Regions from separate parts of the Homo sapiens genome. Here region 1 is linked to region 2. Evidence: read pairs that join two places in POLR2A ChIA-PET (ENCODE). Cell type or tissue: MCF 10A. All regions are shown on one strand. Links, peaks and the distances in the headings refer to the core of each region. The heading gives the core; the rest is flanking DNA. Region 1 holds the start of TRE-TTC4-2 (tRNA-Glu (anticodon TTC) 4-2). Region 2 has its middle 27 kb from the start of LINC02819.

Evidence for each region. Peaks named below come from ENCODE experiments on the same cell type or tissue, not always from the same donor. Only the 100,000 strongest peaks of a DNase experiment are listed, where the experiment ranks them.
Region 1: POLR2A ChIA-PET joins it to region 2 with 5 read pairs; 1 of 35 experiments calls an interaction of 5 or more read pairs at or near these places.

What each region holds. Positions count from the first base shown.
Region 1 is chr1:161,419,429-161,424,656 of GRCh38, reverse strand. TRE-TTC4-2 (tRNA-Glu (anticodon TTC) 4-2) reads left to right here and starts at 2,493; the gene lies at 2,493-2,564. It also overlaps the pseudogene TRUND-NNN3-1. RefSeq lists a silencer at 2,485-2,634. In MCF 10A, for the core only: no CTCF peak of the experiment used is centred there; a DNase peak (open chromatin) is centred at 2,536.
Region 2 is chr1:159,490,626-159,496,113 of GRCh38, reverse strand. No RefSeq gene overlaps it. Among named protein-coding and RNA genes, the nearest start is that of LINC02819, 27 kb to the right of the region's middle. In MCF 10A, for the core only: no CTCF peak of the experiment used is centred there; a DNase peak (open chromatin) is centred at 2,983.

The sequences.
Region 1 (5,228 bases), core at 229-5,228, 1.9 Mb before region 2:
AGATCAGGAATAGGATCCTTTGGGGAGGGGGGCAAAAAGACACATTTTTTCTCAATCAACCGTGGGGAAACTATATAAGTGAAGGAGATGCAGATTTTAGGAGGAAGAAAGAAAAAGGGAGGGAGGCAGGAAGGGAGATGAGAAACTCCCATGTCAGAGGGAGTCCGTGACAAAAATGATTTGGGAAATATTTTTCTCTTCCCCAGCTTGACTTATGACAATCTTTCTTCCAACGTTTCTGCCCCTAAAGCCTTCTGCCACCCTCTGGCCCAGGCAGCAGTCACTGCATCCAGTACTATACACATCATTGCAAAATATTCTTAAAGACATTCCTATAGGTTTCTTTTTTTTTTTTTTTTAATTGATCATTCTTGGGTGTTTCTCGCAGAGGGGGATTTGGCAAGGTCACAGGACAATAGTGGAGGGAAGGTCAGCAGATAAACAAGTGAACAAAGGTCTCTGGTTTTCCTAGGCAGAGGACCCTGCGGCCTTCCGCAGTGTTTGTGTCCCTGGGTACTTGAGATTAGGGAGTGGTGATGACTCTTAAGGAGCATGCTGCCTTCAAGCATCTGTTTAACAAAGCACATCTTGCACCGCCCTTAATCCATTCAACCCTGAGTGGATACAGCACATGTTTCAGATAGCACAGGGTTGGGGGTAAGGTCACAGATCAACAGCATCCCAAGGCAGAAGAATTTTTCTTAGTACAGAACAAAATGAAAAGTCTCCCACGTCTACCTCTTTCTACACAGACACGGCAACCATCCGATTTCTCAATCTTTTCCCCACCTTTCCCCCCTTTCTATTCCACAAAACCGCCATTGTCATCATGGCCCGTTCTCAATGAGCTGTTGGGTACACCTCCCAGACGGGGTGGTGGCCGGGCAGAGGGGCTCCTCACTTCCCAGTAGGGGCGGCCGGGCAGAGGCGCCCCTCACCTCCCGGACGGGGCGGCTGGCCGGGTGGGGGGCTGACCCCCCCACCTCCCTCCCGGACGGGGCGGCTGGCCGGGCGGGGGCTGACCCCCCCACCTCCCTCCTGGACGGAGCGGCTGGCCGGGCAGAGGGGCTCCTCACTTCCCAGTAGGGGCGGCCGGGCAGAGGCGCCCCTCACCTCCCGGACGGGGCGGCTGGCCGGGTGGGGGGCTGACCCCCCCACCTCCCTCCCGGACGGGGCGGCCGGCCAGGCAGAGGGGCTCCTCACTTCCCAGTAGGGGCGGCCGGGCAGAGGCGCCCCTCACCTCCCGGACGGGGCGGCTGGCCAGGTGGGGGGCTGACCCCCCCCACCTCCCTCCCGGACGGGGCGGCTGGCTGGGCGGGGGGCTGACCCCCCCCACCTCCCTCCCGGACGGGGCGGCTGGCCGGGCGGGGGGCTGACCCCCCCACCTCCCTCCTGGACGGAGCGGCTGGCCGGGCAGAGGGGCTCCTCACTTCCCAGTAGGGGCGGCCGGGCAGAGACGCTCCTCACTTCCCAGACGGGGTGGCTGCTGGGCGGAGGGGCTTCTCACTTCTCAGACGGCGCGGCTGCCGGGCGGAGGGGCTCCTCACTTCTCAGACGGGGTGGTTGCCGGGCGGAGGGGCTCCTCACTTCTCAGACGGGGCGGTTGCCAGGCAGAGGGTCTCCTCACTTCTCAGACGGGGCGGCCGGGCAGAGACGCTCCTCACATCCCGGACGGGGCGGCAGGGCAGAGGTGCTCCCCACATCTCAGACGATGGGCGGCCGGGCAGAGACTCTCCTCACTTCCCAGATGGGATGGCGGCCGGGAAGAGGCGCTCCTCACTTCCTAGATGGGATGGCGGCCGGGCAGAGACGCTCCTCACTTTCCAGACTGGGCAGCCAGGCAGAGGGGCTCCTCACATCCCAGACGACGGGCGGCCGGGCAGAGACGCTCCTCACTTTCCAGACTGGGCAGCCAGGCAGAGGGGCTCCTCACATCCCAGACGATGGGCGGCCGGGCAGAGACGCTCCTCACTTCCCAGACGGGGTGGCGGCCGGGCAGAGGCTGCAATCTCGGCACTTTGGGAGGCCAAGGCAGGCTGCTGGGAGGTGAAGGTTGTAGCGAGCCGAGATCACGCCACTGCACTCCAGCCTGGGCACCATTGAGCACGGAGTGAACGAGACTCCGTCTGCAATCCCGGCACCTCAGGATGCCGAGGCTGGTGGATCACTCGCGGTTAGGAGCTGGAGACCAGCCCGGCCAACACAGCGAAACCCCGTCTCCACCAAAAAAATACGAAAACCAGTCAGGCGTGGCGGCGCGCGCCTGCAATCGCAGGCAGTCGGCAGGCTGAGGCAGGAGAATCAGGCAGCAGTACCGTCCAGCTTCAGCTCCGCATCAGAGGGAGACCGTGGAGAGAGGGAGAGGGAGACCGTGGGGAGAGGGAGAGGGAGAAAAAGACATTCCTATAGGTTTCTAACATGTGCCTGAGGTGGTTGAGGCGTCTGTCCTAAGATCTTTTCTCAGAAGGTGCTGCCCACAGTGTCACCAGCCCTCCCTGGTGGTCTAGTGGCTAGGATTCGGCGCTTTCACCGCCGCGGCCCGGGTTCGATTCCCGGTCAGGGAAGTTTGCTTTTTTCCTTTCTGATATCACTGCAGTGGTTTCCACCAAAGCCATGTTCAGTGATCTTCAGTTCAAGGCGGTGAACACTGCATGTGCCTTTCAACCTCTCCCAGATGATCCTGAAGTCAGTCTTGAAAACCGCGGGGCAATGTCATTAGGGAGCCCTTGACAAGTAAGAACGTTGACAAGTTAGTGTTGTCAAGTAACTTGTCATCATAGGAGGTTCACTTTCGTCTATTCCTCTTACGGGTAAAGTTAACTAACTTATTACCATATAAAAATATGTTTCTATTTTTACAAAATACCAAACGAATTAAGAGAGGTTTTCCATGTTTCAAATATGCAAATTAGCATAACGGACTAGTTTGTTTTCCGATTTGGAACACCTGTTACCAGAGGAAACAGTAGCGCATCTGGTAAAATAACCTGGGCATCTACTACATCTCTGAAATGTAAACAAACCGCCCTTAGGGTTTAAATGAGAACTCGGCAGGAGGTCGGGGAGGGAGAATTACATTTATTCTTAAAACTGTGCCTATGCCAATTCATCAGACCTTTCTAGATTTAGAAGACATTTGAAATAACTCACTTGTTTCATGTAAAAATTACTTATATTGATTTTTAAAAATCAAGCCGGGAGCGTTGGCTCCCAGCACTTTGGGAGGCGGGCGGATCACGAGGTCAAAGATCGAGACCATCCTGGCCAACATGGTAAAACCCAGTCTCTACTAAAAATACAAAAATAAAAATACAAAAATTAGCTGGGCGTGGTGGTGCGGGCCTGTAGCCCCAGCTACTCGGAAGGCTGAGCTGTAGTCCCAGCTACTCCTTGAACTCGGGAGACGGAGGTTGCAATGAGCTGAAAGCGCACGACTGCACTCCAGCCTGGCGACAGAGCGAGACTCAGCCCCCAAGAAGTAAAAATAAAAATCAGTAATTCTCAATAGAGTGGGGCTGAGGTGAGTCTGAATCTGCCTACCTTTTTACTCCATACAGGCAGTCCCCATTCCCTGGATACTGATGTACAGGATGTCAGTAGTGCCTTGCAGAGAGGCGTGCCTGCAAGCAAACCTTAACTGCTCCGGAGGGCAGTGACAGCCGCAGCCACGGCGATAATAGAATGCGTGTGATCAAGAAAGCAAAGAAGCAAACTTTCCTAACCGGGAATTGAACCTGGGCGCTGGCAGTTAAAGCACTAGAATCCTAGCCACTAGACCACCAGGGAGAGACAGCTTAGTTACCTGGGCAGCACCTTTTGGAAAAATACCTTAGGACTGACGCTTTAACCACTGCAAGCGTAGGTTATAAACTTTTAGGAGTGTCTGGAAAATGTTCTTAAAATTTCAAATAATTAGCCGGCCAGGCGCGGCGGCTCACGCCTGCAGTCCCAGCACTTTGGGAGACCGAGGTGGGCAGATCACCTGAGGTCAGGAGTTCAAGACCAGCCTGGCCAACATGGTGAAACCCCGTTTCTACTAAAAATATAAAAAATTAACCAGGCATGGTGGCGGGCACCTGTAATCCCAGCTACTCCGGAGGCTGAGGCAGGAGAATCATTTGAACCCGGGAAGTGGAGGTTGCAGTGAGTCGAGATTGTGTCATTGCACTCCAGCCTGGGCAACAAGAGCAAAACTCTGTCTCGGAAAAAAAAAAAAATCATGCTAATTATTTAAATTCTTAATTTTTCTTTACATAGAATGACAAATAAGAGCAAATAAAAAGCCCCATCATAGGAAGGACTATGGAAGAAAGGAAAAAGCTTTATAGTTCACTACTCTTCACAGCACTTTTCTTGCTGCTTTTTTCAGAAGAGGTTGCATTTTCACTTTGCACTAGACCCGACAATTTATGTAGCTGATGCTGGTACCAGAAGGTAAGATCAGTTTCCTGGGGTACATTTTTGGTATAGTGGTTAAGGCTTTTTTCTCAAACTTCCCAGTGGGAGTTTAAGTCTTGGTTTTGTCCTTCATTTTTCTTCCTTCCCACTATTAAGCTCCTGTTGCTGTGGCCATCAAGATTTTCTATTGTTCTGGGGCTCAAGCAGACAAGGAACCCAAGAACACCCAGGCCACACCTTCCACCCAGGAGTCCAGCTGGGCCCTATGCCCAAATGATTGCTTTTTCTCTTTGCCCACTCCATCAAGGGTGACAGCTTCTTCCTAGTCAATTCTTTGCCATGGTCTCACTCCCCGCCTTCCTCAATCCAGAATCTGAGCAGGAAACGAATCTGGTCAAAGCACGTGGTTGGATTTTCGTGACCCAGTGCTTCCAAAAGGCCAAACCTCACCTCTGCTCCACCTGCCCCCACTCTTGGATCCAGCAGCCTCACACTTCCCAGGCCTCTGCCCTGACATCTGCCTCCCTAGAAGGATGAAGAGCAGTAGCGCCTGGAATTCCAACCATCTGCCACAGTCTTGCATGGCACAGGTGAGTTTTGTGGGAGATGGGGTGGGGTGGAGAGTAGACAACGTTTCTGGCATTTTCACAAATGGCCACTCTGATGCTGGCCTCTCGCTCTGTCCTGCCAGCAAAGGGTCAGACTAGGTGGTGGCCTGGGAGCAAATGGGGCATGAGCAATCAATGCTTCCTACCTATCTGGGCCCAGTGTAAAAGTGGGCAGTTAGAGGAGATGTTGTTGACTTTAGATTCATCTCCTTCCTCATTAGC
Region 2 (5,488 bases), core at 278-5,277:
AGTCAGTAGCATTTCTGTACACCAATAATGAATAATCTAAAAAAGAAATCAAGAAAGCAATCCCATTTACAATAGCTACAAAAAATAAAATACCTTGGAATAAATTTAATCAAGATGGTGAAAGAATGCCACAATGAAAACTATAAAACAGAGATGAAAGAAATTGAAGAGATAACAACTAAGTGGAAAGATATTGTGTGTGTATGGATTGGAAAAATCAATATTGTTAAAATGTCCATAGTATTCCAAGTGATTTACAGAGTCAATGCAATTCTTATCAAGGGAATTGAACAATGAGAACACATGGACACAGGAAGGGGAACATCACACACCGGGGACTGTTGTGGAGTGGGGGGAGGGGGAAGAGATAGCATTAGGAGATATACCTAATGCTAAATGATGAGTTAATGGGTGCAGCACACCAACATGGCAAATGTATGCATATGTAACAAACCTGCACGTTGTGCACATGTACCCTAAAACTTAAAGTATAATAATAATAAAATTTTTTTAAAAAAGAAAAAAGTAAAAAAAAAAAAAATACCAATGACATTCTTTGCAGCCATAAAAAAGAAACCTATTTAAAATTTGTATGGGGGGACAGGCCAAGATGGCTGAAGAGAAACAGCTCCTGTCTGCAGCTTCCAGCAAGACCAACCCAGAAGACAGGTGGTTTCTGCATTTCCAACTGAGGTACCCAGTTCATCTCACTGGGACTGGTTAGGCAGCGGGTGCAGCCCACAGAGAGCAAGCAGAAACAGGATGGGGTGTTGCTTCACCTGGGAAGTGCAAGGAGCCAGGGGACCTCCCTCCCTCCAGCCAAGGGAAGCAGTAAGGGACTGTGCTACCCACCCCGAGAACTACTATGCTTTTCCCACAGATTTTTGCAATCTACAGAGTAGGAGAGTCTCTCCTGAGCCTACACTACCAGGGTCCTGGTGAGAGGTGACAGCATGCTGGCAGTCCTCACAGCCCTCGCTCGCTCACTCTCGGCGCCTCCTCTGCCTGGGCTCCCACTTTGGCAGCACTTGAGGAGCTCTTCAGCCCACCGCTGCACTGTGGGAGCCCCTTTCTGGGCCAGCCAAGGCCGGAGCTGGCTCCCTCAGCTTGCAGGGAGGTGTGGAGGGAGAGGCGCCAGGAACCAGGGCTGCACGTGGCGCTTGCGGGCCAGCTGGAGTTCCGAGTGGGCGTGGGCTTGGCGGGCCCTGCACTCGGAGCAGCTGGCCGGCCCTGCCGGCCCCGGGCAATGAGGGGCTCAGCACCCGGGCCAGCGGATGTGGAGGGTGTACTGGGTCCCCCAGCAGTGCCAGCCCACCTGTGCTGCGCTCCATTTCTCGCCGGGCCTTAGCTGCCTTCCCGTGGGGCAGGGCTCGGGACCTGCAGCCCGCCATACCTGAGCCTCCCACCCTCTCCGTGGGCTCCTGTGCCGACCGAGCCTCCCCAATGAGTGCCGCCCCCTGCTCCATGGCACCCAGTCCCATCGACCACCCAAGGGCTGAGGAGTGCGTGTGCATGGCGGGGGACTGGCAGGCAGCTCCATCTGCAGCCCTGGTGCGGGATCCACTGGGTGAAGCCAGCTGAGCTCCTGAGTCTGGTGAGGATGTGGGGAACCTTTGTGTCTAGCTCAGGGATTGTAAATACACCAGTCAGCACCCTGTGTCTAGCTCAGGGTTTGTGAATGCACCAATGGACACTCTATATCTAGCTACTCTGGTGGGGCCTTGGAGAACCTTTATGTCTAGCTCAGGGATTGTAAATACACCAATCAGCACTCTGTATCTAGCTCAAGGTTTGTAAATACACCAATCAGCACCCTGTGTCTAGCTCAGTGTTTGTGAATGCACCAATGGACGCTCCGTATCTAGCTATTCTGGTGGGGACTTGGAGAACCTTTGTGTCTAGCTCAGGGATTGTAAATGGCACCAATCAGCGCCCTGTCAAAACAAACCGCTGGGCTCTACCAATCAGCAGGACGTGGGTGGGGCCAGATAAGAGAATAAAAGCAGGCTGCCTGGAGCCAGCAGTGGCAACCCGCTGAGGTCCCCTTTCACACTGTGGAAGCTTTGTTGTTTTGCTCTTTGCAGTAAATCTTGCTATTGCTCACTCTTTGGGTCCACACTGCTTTTATGAGATGTAACACTCACCACGAAGGTCTGCAGCCTCGCTCTTGAAGCCAGCGAGACCACGAGCCCACCGGGAGGAATGAACAACTCCAGCCACGCAATGAACAACTCCAGGTGTCCGCCTTAAGAGCTGTAATACTCACTGTGAAGGTCTGCAGCTTCACGCCTGAAGCCAGCGAGACTACGAACCTACCAGAAGGAAGAAACTCCAAACACATCCGAATATCAGAAGGAACAAACTCCAGACGCGCCACCTTAAGAGCTGTAACACTCACCGCGAGGGTCCACGGCTTCATTCTTGAAGTCAGTGAGACCAAGAACCCACCAATTCCGGACACACTGGGTTTCAAGCACAAAACTTGGGCGGGTGTTTGCGCAGGCACCAAGCTAGCTGCTAGAGCGTCCATGCTAGCCATGCCCAGAGTCCAGAGCAGTTCATAGCATCAGAGGCCTTACTGTCCTCTCTCCTCAGCTATATTCTCCAGAAATTCCTAGTTCACTACCATATACCTTAAGCTTAGGTAGTCCTTGGCACTTGGGTGACAAAAGCCTAATCTATCAGGTCATTTTAGGGAAGTGGCTTAGATGTCTTTCATAGAGCGCATGGAAGATAAAAGTGATTTGTGACGTTGTGCTTGGGACTTGGCATGGAATTTCACCTGTTTGTGCTAATCCCTTCCCTGACAGACTCACCAGTGTGAAGCTGAGAGAAAAATCATTCCAGGGACTTGGACCCACAATGGCCACACAGAGATGAACTGGGGGCTTAGGATAGAATAGATCACTCTCAATTGGCGTTCCGATAGGATTGCTGTATGGCACAAAAATTCCAGGAGCATGATTCACAGTGAATATAGTAGCAGCTATAGGAGTGATTAATAGCAAAGATGTTGGAGCCAGACTGTCTGGGTTTGTGTCCTGGCTCAGCTTCTTATAACCGTGTGATTTTGGGCAAGCTTTTAAACTTTCTGTACCCCAGTTTCCTCAAGTGCAGGAATGGTATTAGTGTCTACTTTGTAGAGCCGTTATGAAGACTAAATAAATTAATATAAATAACTGTTTAGAAGAGTACACCGTGAGCATAATATAAGTGTTTCTCTTTTGACATGCTGAGGCTGTGTCCTTCACCTAGTTGGCCTGTGGCTCCATCTGGGATAGAGTGGGGGTGAGGAAAATGCTAATAAATGTTATAGAAGAGATGAAAGAAGGAAGACCCAGACAATACTTGGCTTCTGACACAATGAGATGATGCAATAGGTAAATAACTTTACAAGCTAGATTACTGTGCTATGAAATAATTTGCTAAATTATTTTAGAAGCACTCCATTCCTCCCATACATAGCTTACCTATCAACAATTAGCCCTGAGGAAAAGTAAATTCTAAAGTTTTCCTATAGTGTAGAGAAGAAGGTATTTCTACCTTTAGTAGCTATTCCATGAGGATTGATTCTTTATATACAAAACAGATAAAAATAAGGGAAGTCTAAGAAGACCCTGCTCCCTTTCCACTGAGGGACAAGAAGATCAGTGTGAGGGAGGAGAGTCTTATATTCAAAATGTGGGTCTTCAGCTCGGACTGGGTGAAGGGAACATTTGAGAAGTAAAGGCAATGTTAAGAACAGAGAGCTCCTGACTCAGATCTGATTTTGAATTCCAGATATCTGATGTGCAGGAGCCTGCAGTCCAAAACAAGGCAGCTCAACCTAGATAAGAGAGAATGCATAAGGACATTTCCAAGACACTCTCAGCGGTTTTAGGTAAGGACAATAGATCAAGAGATATGGGACTTCTGGGAAACTTGTGGCAAGGAAAGTAAACAACACAACTGAGGCTGGAGAAGAGGAGAGAATTGCCAAGCTAAGGGTTCTGCAGGAAGATGTGGTAAACACCCAAAGCTGGGAGTACACCTTGGCTCAGGAAGATATGGGTGATGTCATGGAAGAATAACCCAAGCCAGAAGAGTGGATCATCTGTTCACCAGCCACAGACTACAGTGTGTGTGTGTGTGTGTGTGTGTGTGCATGCACATATATATACACACATATGTATATACATATATGCATATGTATATACATATAAGTGTGTGTATATGTTTGTATCTTTTTGTCCAGATAAACCAGAAGACAGGTGGTCCAAGGAAGCAACTATCACCCTGTCTTTATCTATCTATGTATATATCTATCAAGAAAGAGAGATTTATTTTAGGAATTGGGCTCATATAATTGGGGAGGCTGGAAAGTTCAAAATCTGCAGGGTAAGGCAGCAGGCTGGAGACCCAGGGAGGAGTTGCAGTTTGAGTCTAAAGGTGGATTGCTGGCAGAATCCCTTCCTCTTCAGGGAGGTCAGTCTCTTTTTATTAAAGCTTTCAACTTATTGGATGAGGCCACGCACATTATAAAGGATAATCTGCTTTACTCAAAGTCTACTGATTTAAATGTTAGTCTGATCTTAAAAATACCTTAACGAAGGGCCGGGCATGGTGGCTCACACCTGTAATCCCAGCACTTTGAGAGGCCGAGGTGGGCGGATCAGCTGAAGTCAGGAGTTCAAGACCAGTCTAGCCAACATGCTGAAACCCTGTCTCTACTAAATATATAAAAATTAGCTCGGCATGGTGGTGGGCACCTGTAGTCCCAGATACTCAGCAGGCTGAGGCAGAATCGCTTGAATCCGGGAGGTGGACATCGCAGTGAACTGAGGTTGCGCCACTGCACTCCAGCCTGGGTGATAGAGTGAGACTCCATCTCAAAAAAAAAAAAAAGAAAGAAAGAAAACCTTCACGAAAATATCTAGACTAGAATAATATTTGATGAAATATGAGAGTATCATGGCCTAGTTAAGTTGACATATCAAATTAATCATTACAGAATTACAACCAGCAGGAGGACAACAGTAGAGATCTGGAGACCGGTGGGTACACGCAGAGACAGGGAGACTTTTTCCTCTTTTCTCCACCTATGAAGCATCACCCACACACCCTTCTCACTACTACCCGATATTGATACAAAACCAAGCTCATTCTGCCCATCATGCAGACAGCAAATTACTGATATAATGAGTTTTGCAGTAGAGAAAGATTTATTCATAGGGAAACCCAGAGAGGAGACAGGAGAACAGCTCTCAAATCGGCTTCCCTGAAGATAAGGCTGGCTCAGGGATATTCATGGGGTAAAGAAGCGAGGTGGTCTAAAGCATGAAGAAAAGTGATTGGCAGTAGGGATAAATGAGGTAACTGATGATGTGTACAAGTGTAGTTGGTGTTCATGGCTCCTTATAGGATGCATGTTCAGAAAATGGTGGTGTTATCACGATTTGAGAGAAGAATCTTTGGCTCTTTGACATCAAAAGCTCACCTCTTGAGCATT